Regions from separate parts of the Homo sapiens genome. Here region 1 is linked to region 2. Evidence: read pairs that join two places in POLR2A ChIA-PET (ENCODE). Cell type or tissue: OCI-LY7. All regions are shown on one strand. Each heading gives the region's core, and the rest is flanking DNA. Links, peaks and the distances in the headings are about the cores only. Region 1 overlaps LOC105370802 (a long non-coding RNA gene). Region 2 overlaps LOC105370802 (a long non-coding RNA gene).

Region 1 (5,381 bases), core at 129-5,128, 70 kb before region 2:
AAAGGTATTTATGAAAGACACCAATGGCATACGGTGATACAGCAGTAATAGTAAAACCATATCCTGAAAAGACACCTATGTGTTTCAAATGCTGCTACTCCCCATTCTGTGCAGACATGTCTAGATGATCACAGAATTTATTCCTGCAGAGCCCAGATATAGCCCTACAATTCTTCTCAGTACTCTGTTCTATGCAGCCCCTTCCCACTAATTCATGTTAACACATGAAATGAGACCCCATTTATCATCTTTATGCATAATTAATAATGATTTGGGGTTTGTTCATCTATGTCTTTGAATGCTGGGTTATAGAGCTGTGGTTGAGTTGGTCACTGAGTGATCAGTACTTCTTGAAGCCCATAATGCACATGATGACCATATGTTTAAAACTTAAATTAGGGATGTATTCTATCTTAAGATCCTAATGAGATTAATGTTTGAAATGAGAATGTATCAATCAGGACCCTGGCTTTATTTAGCTTTTTAGGTGGCTCCAGTTCTTTCTCAAGACCTCTCTCTTGATTTTAGCTACAATTTTTGTTTGTTTGTTTTGAGACAGGGTCTTGCTCTGTTGCCCAGGCTGGAGTTCAGTGGTGAGATCCATCTCAAAAAAAAAAAAAAAAAAAAAAAAAATATATATATATATATATATATATATATATATAATAAATAAAAAATAAAAAATATATATACACATAACACTATGAAGTAGAGTAAAATACAAGTAGGTTAGAAAATTGTAGCTGAAGGCTGGGTGTGGTGGCTCATGCCTGTAATCCAGCACTTTGGGAGGCCAAGGTGGGAGGATTGCTTGAGCCCAGGAGTTTGAGACCAGCCTGGGCAACATGACAAAACCTCATCTCTACAAAAAATGCAAAAATTAGCCAGGTGCAGTGGTGCACATCTGTAGTCCCAGCTACTTTGGAGGCTGAGGTGGGAGAGTCACCTAAGCCTGGGGAGGTTGAGGTTGCAGTAAGCCGTGGTTGTGCCACTGCACTCCAGCCTGGGCAACAGAGTGAGACCCTGTCTCAAAAAGCAAACAAACAAACAAGAAAATTGCAGTTGAGAGAAAGGTAGGATGAAGTGGGATGGGAGGTTAGGCACACACTGCCTGCCTTGTCCAAGGGAACTTGCCTGGGGCTTGGGCATACATTTGGCTTTAAGATGTTGATATTATATTATATTATTTTATTTTTTGAGGTAGAGTCTTGCTCTCTCACCCAGGCTGGAATGCAGTGGCGTGATCTCAGCTCACTACAATCTCCACCTCCTGGGCTTAAGCAATTCTCCTGCCTCAGCCTCCTGAGTAGCTGGGACTACAGGTGTGTACCACCACACCTGGCTGATTTTTTGTATTTTTAGTAGAGACGAGGTTTCACCATGTTGGCAAGGCTAGTCTCGAACTCCTGACATCTAGTGATCCGCCCACCTCAGCCTTCCAAAGTGCTGGGATTACCAGCGTGAGCCACCGTGCCCAGCCTTTAAGATGTTTAGTAGCCAACACAACAAGAGAAACATGAGCAGTTAATGCAAGAGAGAAGAACCCATGTCACTATTCCTATTCTTGGTGCCAAGTTCAGGATAATGTTGCTATCATGGGCCCTCAAAAACGTAACAAGCCTCGTCCTCAACAACCCTCACTGTTTGGTTTTCTAGGACTATTTCTTTTAATATGCTTTAGTGTAGGCTGAGGCTTGGGGCAGCCCCCCAATCCAAAAATATGTCCACAAACATGAATTTAAAACACATACGGGATAGTGTAAGATGTCAGGAAGCAATGCCCTTTAGTAAACATGTTGTGTCCACTGCCCCACCCCCATCACTGAGAATGTTGACCTTGGAGATGAGGGTGTCTCCAATCTCCTTAAAAGGGCTGAGGAATCTAGCAGTACATGACGTGTGGGACCACGGGGGCAGCAGTAAGGGAGAACACCCTGAAAGAGAAGCTTTACAATTTCTCCGTGAGGGAAATGAGATTTTTCTAACCTTACTCCTGCTAGTGATTTTTAAACCAAGTCATAAAATAAATACAAATGTAAGAGAAAAAAGAAAGGAGAGAAAAGCAAAATAACGAGGAAAGGGTAGAAGTTTAAGAGAATATTAAAAATAAAGCATTGATACTTGGTAAGAGAAAGGTAAAGGGAAAGGAGCAGGATAAATATTACAATCAGAGAATAAAAGCCCAGTGCAGATAAAAGGTTAAGACATAAAGCCACCGTGAGAGATACGATAAATAAGTTTTAAGATAAGAATACAGAAGAGTGAAATTATTAAAAGAAAATGAGAGGAGTGAAAAAATAAAGCTAAAATTAAATCCAAGTTAAAAAATTAAGACACTGTGAATAAAAGTTAAAAAGCAAAATAGAAATTAAGAATTAAAAAGTAATGACAAGATAATAAGTAAATTAGATTTAAGATAAAAGATGAAATAATATAAACCAACAAGGTAAAAGATTAAATACATCAAAGTGAAAGAGATAAAAGATTAAGAGGATAACAGACTAAACCCCATGGGGAGAAACAATAAAAACATAAAAGTAGATGGTTTTGAAGCTTAAGTACAAGATTAAGGAATTAAGAATGTTCTTTTGGGTGTTAATACTTTAACAAAGAGGATTAAGAGAAAAATATTTTAAAAAGAAAATAAAAGAAGCTTGAATTTAGAAAAATAGATAATAAATCAATCCAGATAAAGGAAAGGAGAATTTAAATTAGCACAAACCAAGACAACAAAATTTTCAGCAATAATCACACAGAAAAAAAGCTAAAAAAAACCCGAGTAGGAAACCCAGAATGTTTCCGTGGTAAACAAATACCCAACAACTTCAAAACCAGCATCTATTTATTACAAATTCCCAGCCTGGGCTTTGGTCCCCGCACTGGAGAGTCCCCTGTTGTATACTAGTGGCATTTATGGCAAGATGAAAGAGGCCAGGCATGCTGTGGGATGCCCTTACTTTTTCATAGAAGCTTGCAATCTCTGCTTTCACCACTTTCTTTTGCAGTAGTGAAAGGATGGTTGCTCTGTAACTCAACCAGCTGGGGTTGGGGGTTCTGGCACAAGCAGTTGCCAGCCCAAACTATGCAAACATCTTGGGCAAAAACCACATGGGAAAGTAATTTGTTCTTCAGAGAAGGAGGGAAAAGTTGGCAGGGAGATGGGGGATAGGTTTGGGGTTGAGGGTTGGTGAAGGTGGGGATGGAGAGAGATCAGAGTAGATCGAGGGAGGAATAAGAGGTAGCTCTTCTCAGTGAAATAGGAGTTGAGGTCATTTTCTGAGAGTGAGAGGGTGAGACCGAGGATGAGCAGAATGAAAATGACTGGGTGCAACTGAGGGGTGGTGAAGTGCCTTGCAACCCAACCCTTCACCCCTAGTTGGGACCCAGCTGTGATTAGACAGCCTGACTTTGTCTAATGTTACCAGGCAAAATCACACTTCAGTGCTGGTTCTCTTACAAAGTAGGGTCTCAGTGGGTGGAAAGCCAAGAGCAATTTGGATCCTGGGTTATTAGTAAAAGCAGAATTAAGTGGCGGTTGATCAGAAGTGGTTGATCTTGGGAACTAGCCAGGCCAGAGGGGACTGGTTGAGTGGAGAATGGGGCTGAATACTTGCTTCAAAACAGTCTCAGTAAGAGAGGGGACTGTGGCCCTAGGCAGAGGTAGCAGTTGGATGGGAGTTTCAGAGCTAGGGCTTACGCTTTGATGTTTTGGAGATAAAACAGGCTCATGCTCACACAATACATGAGGGTGTTTGAAGGCAAGGGAGACCATTGGGGGTGTTTCAAGACCATGAAGATATTCACATCTCTGAGGATGAAGGAAGGGTATATTGGCTACAATGATGGGAGCAAAGTTTGGAAAGTCCTGAAGAACATAGGGGAGAGGTCACATGGAATAATTGATTCAAGAGGATACAAGAGGAGGTGGTGAAGTAGACAAAGAAGGGAGAAATATGTGGATTTTTCCTTCTGGTTTCTCAAACTGGAGTGAGTAGGAGAAGCAGTGGTCTTCTTTGGATGGCATGGGAAGGGGGCAATGTAGGTTTCAGTTTAGGAGACGAAGTAGAAGGGGAGAGGAGGCAGGATCTGAGAGGCAGATGGACTCAAAGAATCTTTCTTCTGATAAGAGCATGGCTGAAGAGAAGAGAACGCTTGATTTAGCCTGGGGAGGGAGAGAGTAGAGTGGAATAGAGATAAAAGAAATCTAAAAAGAGAATGTGCAGAGTTATTTGAATCTACGATAGCAATTGTGGGTCACTGGGACAAACAGACAGGCCTTGATAGTGTGGTGGGGAGGGATAGAAGTGTGGGGAGTGTTGAGAAGAGTTTATTTACCATTGGACAGTTTAGTGTAGCTTATCACATTCCAAGTTTTGATATAAACACTAAGGATTCTACATACATTGCATATACTAATAATTTAAAGGCAGGGGTTTTTATTGCTTTTTGTCAGGGGGAAGGCGTGGGTGCTACTGGTAGAGGCCAGGAGGTGGGCCATTTAATAACCCCTTCCAAGTTATGGTGGTTTACAAATATAGTTGTGGCTGGGTGCAGTGGCTAACGCCTGTAATCCTAGCACTTTGGGAGGCCAAGGCAGGTGGATCACCTGAGGTTGGGAGTTCGAGACCAGCCTGACCAATGTGGAGAAACCCTATCTTTACTAAAAATACAAAATTAGCCAGGTGTGGTGATGCTTGCCTGTAATCCCAGCTACTCAGGAGGCTGAGGCAGGAGGATCGCTTGAACCCGGGGGGCAGAGGTTGCGGTGAGCCGAGATCATGCCATTTGCACTCCAGCCTGGGCAACAAGAGCCAAACTATCTCAAAAACGAAAACAAACAAACAACAACAACAAAAAAACCACACACACAAATATAGTTGCAACCTAAGATAAACAGTTCTTTGGTTTGAATATCGTTTGACCCTAGCAGAAGTCATGTTGTCTTGGTCCCCAGGGTAAGGGTGATGAGAGTTGGTGAGACCTTTAAGAGCTGTTTAGGTCATGAGGAATCTACCCTCATGAAAGGATTAATGCTATCTCATAGGAGTGAGTGAGTTTTGCTCTTGTGGGACTAGATTTGTTACTTCGAGAGTGGGTCATTATAAAGGGAGGCTGCTTCTCATGTTTGGTCTCTTTACACACTACCTCTTTCCCTTCTGTTTTCCACCATGAGTTGAAACAGCATGAGGTCCTCACCAGATGTGGCCACCAGATATTGGACTTTCCAGGCTCCAGAATCATGAGCCAATTAAACCTTTTTTCCTTATGAATTACCCAGTCTCAGATATTCTGTTATAGCAACAGAAAACAGACTAAGACAAACAGTGAAAATTAAGGAGTTAAGAGTAATTAGGAAGAGTACTGGTTTGAGACTCAGGACA
Region 2 (5,381 bases), core at 195-5,194:
CCACGTATTCAAAGATTCATCAGTGTGCTACAAAGCTCATCTTAATGGTTATGATTCTTGGTTGTAAATAATAGAAGATGATTCTGGCTAATCTAAGCAGAAAAAAACTTACTGAAAGGCCATAGTAACTCTCAGAATCAAAGGAGAGGCTGTTGAACTGTGCTCAGAAAGTAAGCAGGAGCTAAGGGAAGTCAGCAGCCAAGAACACAAGAATGGTCCAGTTGGGATGTTCCTGTGGGCACCGCTGGAGATGGACACTTGCTGCTGGTGGCACTGCTGTCACCATATACATCGTGACAGCCACCGCATCTTTGATTTCATTACTGCAAATTGTCTGTCTGAATCTCAAAGGAATGATGCAAAAACCAAACTGGACTGGCCTAGCCTGGGTCCTGTGACTCTTCTGCAGCAGGTAGAGAGTGGGGACAGGGGACAATTTCTCTTCCACCACTGCATGTCCTGCCTCCTACGAAGAACCATACCATGGGGAGGGATTTCCCCCAATCTAGAAGGAGATATGAATGCTGGGGAGACAAAAAGAGGGGAGAATGCTCTGTGGAGGCTTCTGCTTTGGGCCTTACTGTTTAGCATCACATGCGGTCCTGCAGGGTTTGGAAATTACTCTGAAGGAGGTCAGAAGTCATTGGAAGGTTTAGAGGAGATGAGGGCATAATCCAACTTATGTTTAATAGAATTACCTGCATTCTGTGTTAAGAAGAGATTTGCAGGGACACGGGCAAAAGCAGGAGGCCAGCTGGGCCTTTCTTCAAAACTTTTGGGGGAAGAGTACATTCTGTTGGGATTTCAAATATATATAATATATATAAGAAATATATACGTACATATATATAAAAGAAATATATGCGTGTGTGTGTGTGTGTGTGTGTGTATGTATATATATGTATGTGTGTAGGTATGTATATATTTAAATAGAGACAGGGTCCTGCCATGTTGCCCAGGCTGGTGTCAAACTCCTGAGCTCAAGGGATCCACCCACCTCGGCCTCGCAAAGTGTTGGGATTATAGTTGTGAGCCACTGTGCCTGGCCTCTGTTGGGATTTCTAATGGTGCCACATCCCTCTGCACTCTTACTCTTCTCTCTAACCTGATATTTTTCTTGGCCTATGGAAATGATGTGCCACATTTAAAAATAACCATTCTGAATCTGCTTTCATTTGGATTTTGTGATTTCCCCGAAGGATTTGGCCATTTTCCAGTCTGGCCCTAGGAGTCAGTGTTTTAGATAATCAGATAGGCTCACCATCTTGGATACTGAACAAATGGGTAAAATAGATCCTTGGACACCAACTCAGCCAGCCCAGAAAGAGATCATCCTCTACACATAAACATGAAGGACGACCATTTTGGAGACATGCAGCTTTCACCCCAACTTTCATGCTTATAAGCTCAGTATATGGAATTCCTAGCTCAGCAGTGGAGTTGAGGGCCGCCTCTTTCAGACATTTTTAATCAGCCAAATTACTTGTGAATTATTGTTTGATTACCATTTTACTCAAAGTGTTTTATTTAATGCTTTTAACCTTGAGTCCCTTGGCTGGCTTCCCATCTGCTAGTTTTCTTCCATGCATTGACCAATTAAGAATTAACCTGACTTCTCACAAAATCTATCCTACCTCCCAAGCTTGGCTCTGCTTATTCTCTTCACTGTATCATGCTTTCCATTTTCTGAATGTGCTTGTTCTCTGGATGGTTAGAATTTCACATTAGTTTAGTGTTTTATGTTCCCTAAGTTTTTATATGCAACAAATGTTAATTCCCTTGAGCTTTTGTCTTGAAAGCCATCCTGAGAGAAGTGGCCTTTAAGTTTGGGTGGCTTCTTTTATTTTCCTTTATTTCCCTCTGACTATAGCTCTCTTCCACTTTCTTTAAGACATGAGTTACTTTCTTAGTTGGCACAATTCTACATGTACTTTAATTTTAGTTGGGATGAAATAAATGGATTTTGGGAGTGGATAGAGGAAGAAGTTTATTAGTTGTTTGATAAATATACGTTGACATGATTTTTTTTTTTTTTTTGTACTTGAAGTGTTTTGGTAATACTTTTCTTAGATGGAACCTACTTTTTCATGACGAGAGATTATGAGAGAGAAAACTTCATTGGTTGAGAGCAGAGAAAAGACGATACCAAAACATGCCTTTAAAATCTATTCTGTGTGTGGACCTGTGCCAGGAAATAGTGTAATACAAGACTATAAGCAGGCCACATTTTGCCAAAGTAAGTTTTTAAAAATTCTCGTGAAGAAAATTTTATTTCCCTTTGGGGCTACATTCTTGACTAAGAGTGTGACATTAAAAAATCATGTATATAATCATCAATATTTATAAAAGAAAATTATTATAAAATTAATTATGTAAAATAAAAATTTTCCAATTTCTATATAATATTTTAATATAGTATATATATTTAGTACAAAAAGGCTTATATAATACAAGACATTTATAACCTGTAAAATATAAATCTATTGCTTTATAAATAACCCAAAGTATATAACTTAATTCTTGCATGATTATTGAAGCTAATGCCTATTTTGTTTGCTTTCTTATTATTTAGAATATTTGTAAAAATAATTTTAATGACTCAAAAACAAGAGCTGAGATATGTATCAGGAGAAAAGAAGATATTTGTGCTTCCATCCTGGAACAAAGTCATTTCTACCAAATCCAGAGCTAGACTACATTGCAGACACTGAGTAAATCATTGCTTTGTGTTGTAGACAATAGTGATGGTCTGTCTTTCACGGAACACCATGTTTACAAACAAAAACATCTCTCTCTTTCAGGTTATAGTAAGACAGGTTAATTCACATTCTCTTAACTTTTAATGCTCCAGCCAGCTCTGCCTTATTGCAAAGACCACTGCATCTTCTCTGTAGAGAACACTAGACCTAGACCATTTATTTATTATATCTCCACCACCACCCCCTAGTGGCAGTCACCCTCATCTCTATCCTGGATGACTGCGATAGTCTCCTAATTTTCTTCTTGTTTCTACTCTTGTTTACCTTCAATCTATTAGCATAATCTTAAAACATGTAGATTAGATGTCACTCTCAGGTTTAAAATTTTCCAATGGCTTTTCGCTGAACATAGAATGAACTCCAAACTTTCTCTTGCAGTCATCAACCCTGCACAATCTGGTCTTCCTTTTTTCCTGTGCCATCTGCCCCTTGTTCAGTCTGCTCAGCTCTCTGACCCTTTCTTACTGTTAGGGCTCACCAAGCTCTCTTTTTTGTCTTGGGAACTCTGCACTTGCTGCTCCTTCTGACCCTCTGCAAGGAATTTTCTTCTCCCAGCTATTGCTGTGGCTGGCTCCTTCTCGAACTTAAGGTCTCAACTTAAATTACCTCCTTGGAGAGTCTTCTCTGGCTCTGCCTAAAACGACCTGCTCTCACCATTCCTGTTATTCTCTGTGACACATATTATAATCAGTAATTATTTTTCCTATTTGTCTATTTTGTTTTTTATCTACCATTAGGCTATAATAATACCAGCTAACTTTTATAGAGTACTTGCTATGTGCCAGGCAATGGTGTTTAACATGATTTAACTTGTTCGTCCTAACAACACTATAAATTAGGTATTCTATTATCACCATTTTACAGATGGGAAAACCGAGGCATAGAGAGGTAAAGTATCTTGCTCAAGGTCACACAGCTAGAAAGTGACAAAGCCAGGGGTAAACCCAAGTGGCCTGGCTCCAGCACTCGGTCTCTCACCTTTATGCTCTGTGGCCTCCATGATGGCATGTCTGCCTTGCTTACTATTATGTGCCCTGTGCCAGCACAGTGTGTGAGGCAGGGTGTGGCAGGGACAGTTTTCCGGCTTAATATAGGTGAAAATCAGCCGTATCCAATGAACCCCTGGGCAGGGAGTGGTGGGGCACTGAACACTAATGCAGAAGGAGAGAGGATCCAGGCAGATCAGCTTCCTCTGTCAAGAATACCATCGTTGTTGGAAAGGAAAAGTGGCTGAGTCAGCTCTGTGTCCATCACTCAGATTTATCTGACATCAACCTCCACTGAACTTATCTGGGGCCCCATGCAGAGCAGGGGTGTGCAAATTAGTGGTGAAAGAGATGTTTTATCCAAAGGTGTGTAAAAAATCAAGGCACAAGCTGCATTGTTTTGGGCCATCTCTGACAGAGGAGATAAGCTTTCTTCTCTGCTCACTTACTCTTCTCTTTTGCTGAAGACCACCATCATGAAGGCTTCGCAGCATCGGTGCAGGTGCCAGGAAGGGGCATCAGTGACCAGTGGAGACTGTGCTGAGGTCAAGTGGAGTGGGAAGCTCCTGCAGTCTGAAGGAATCATGTGTAAGCAATTTCCTGAGCACAGCCTTCTCTCTCTCTCTCTCTCTCTCTCTCTCTCTCTCTCTCTCTCTCTCTGTGTGTGTGTATTTGCAGAGTCTGAGATCTAACATGAAAGGACTGGGGGCCAGAGTGGGCTTTGAGTTAATATTGTGACTATGACTTCATTGGTGTCCATAGCTGATGAAGCCTGGGGAAGCTTTTTACTGTAAATCTTCCATTCTACAAGCATTTATTCAACACACACTTACTGGATATCTACTATGTTCCTGGCACTGAGATAGGACTGGAGATACTGAGTAGCAATGATTCCTGGCTTCAAGCAGGTTACAATGTAGAGGATACGAAACATAAGAAAGTGTGATAAGTGCCAGGGTAGAGAGAAGTATCAACATTCCAAAGAATGCTTTGGAATTCCCAAGAACGCAGCACGTAATTCAGAGTGGGGATGTGAGGGGAAAGGCAGAGGAAATATTCTAGGGACACAACAGTTGATCTGAGTCTGGGAGTGTGAACAAATCTGGATAGACAATAAGAGGGTAAAGAGGCTTTGAGTAGAGGTACCAGTGTGTACCGAGTTATGAAAGAGTGAGGGAGCATGGGAAACCACAGGCACTGAATATAGGTAGGAGAGTGGGGTGTTGAGATGTGATCCTAGATAGGTAGCTGGGAGCTGGATCATTGGCATTTTTATGGGTTTGGATCTTATCTGAGGCCAGTAGAGATCCACAGAATTTTTTAAGACCGAGAGGTGCTATTATTAGATTTATTTTAGAAAGGCCAGTGTGGAGAATTGTTTGGCCGAGACTAAGACTGAAAGGAGAGGCCAATTAAGAGACTTTGCAGTAATGCCGGTGAAAAAGGGTGGAGGCTTAACTGAGGTGGGACAGTGGACTGGAGAGGAGGGGAGTGATTCTAGGGAATTTAGGAGGTAGAATCCACAGGACTTGGTGACTATTTGGATGTAGGTGTGGGTGAAAAGAGATTTTAAGATTGTTACTACATTTCTCATTTGGTTGACTTGGTGCATGGGTGGTACCACTTACTTAAAAAG

The links. Peaks named below come from ENCODE experiments on the same cell type or tissue, not always from the same donor. Only the 100,000 strongest peaks of a DNase experiment are listed, where the experiment ranks them.
Region 1: POLR2A ChIA-PET joins it to region 2 with 11 read pairs; 2 of 35 experiments call an interaction of 5 or more read pairs at or near these places.

What each region holds. Positions count from the first base shown.
Region 1 is chr15:45,717,843-45,723,223 of GRCh38, forward strand. The region is part of intron 1 of LOC105370802 (a long non-coding RNA gene); the gene reads left to right. Among named protein-coding and RNA genes, the nearest start is that of SQOR, 86 kb to the left of the region's middle. In OCI-LY7, for the core only: no CTCF peak of the experiment used is centred there; a DNase peak (open chromatin) is centred at 2,989.
Region 2 is chr15:45,787,583-45,792,963 of GRCh38, forward strand. The region is part of intron 1 of LOC105370802 (a long non-coding RNA gene); the gene reads left to right. Among named protein-coding and RNA genes, the nearest start is that of SQOR, 160 kb to the left of the region's middle. In OCI-LY7, for the core only: CTCF peaks have their summits at 2,954 (motif pointing left) and 3,153; a DNase peak (open chromatin) is centred at 2,919.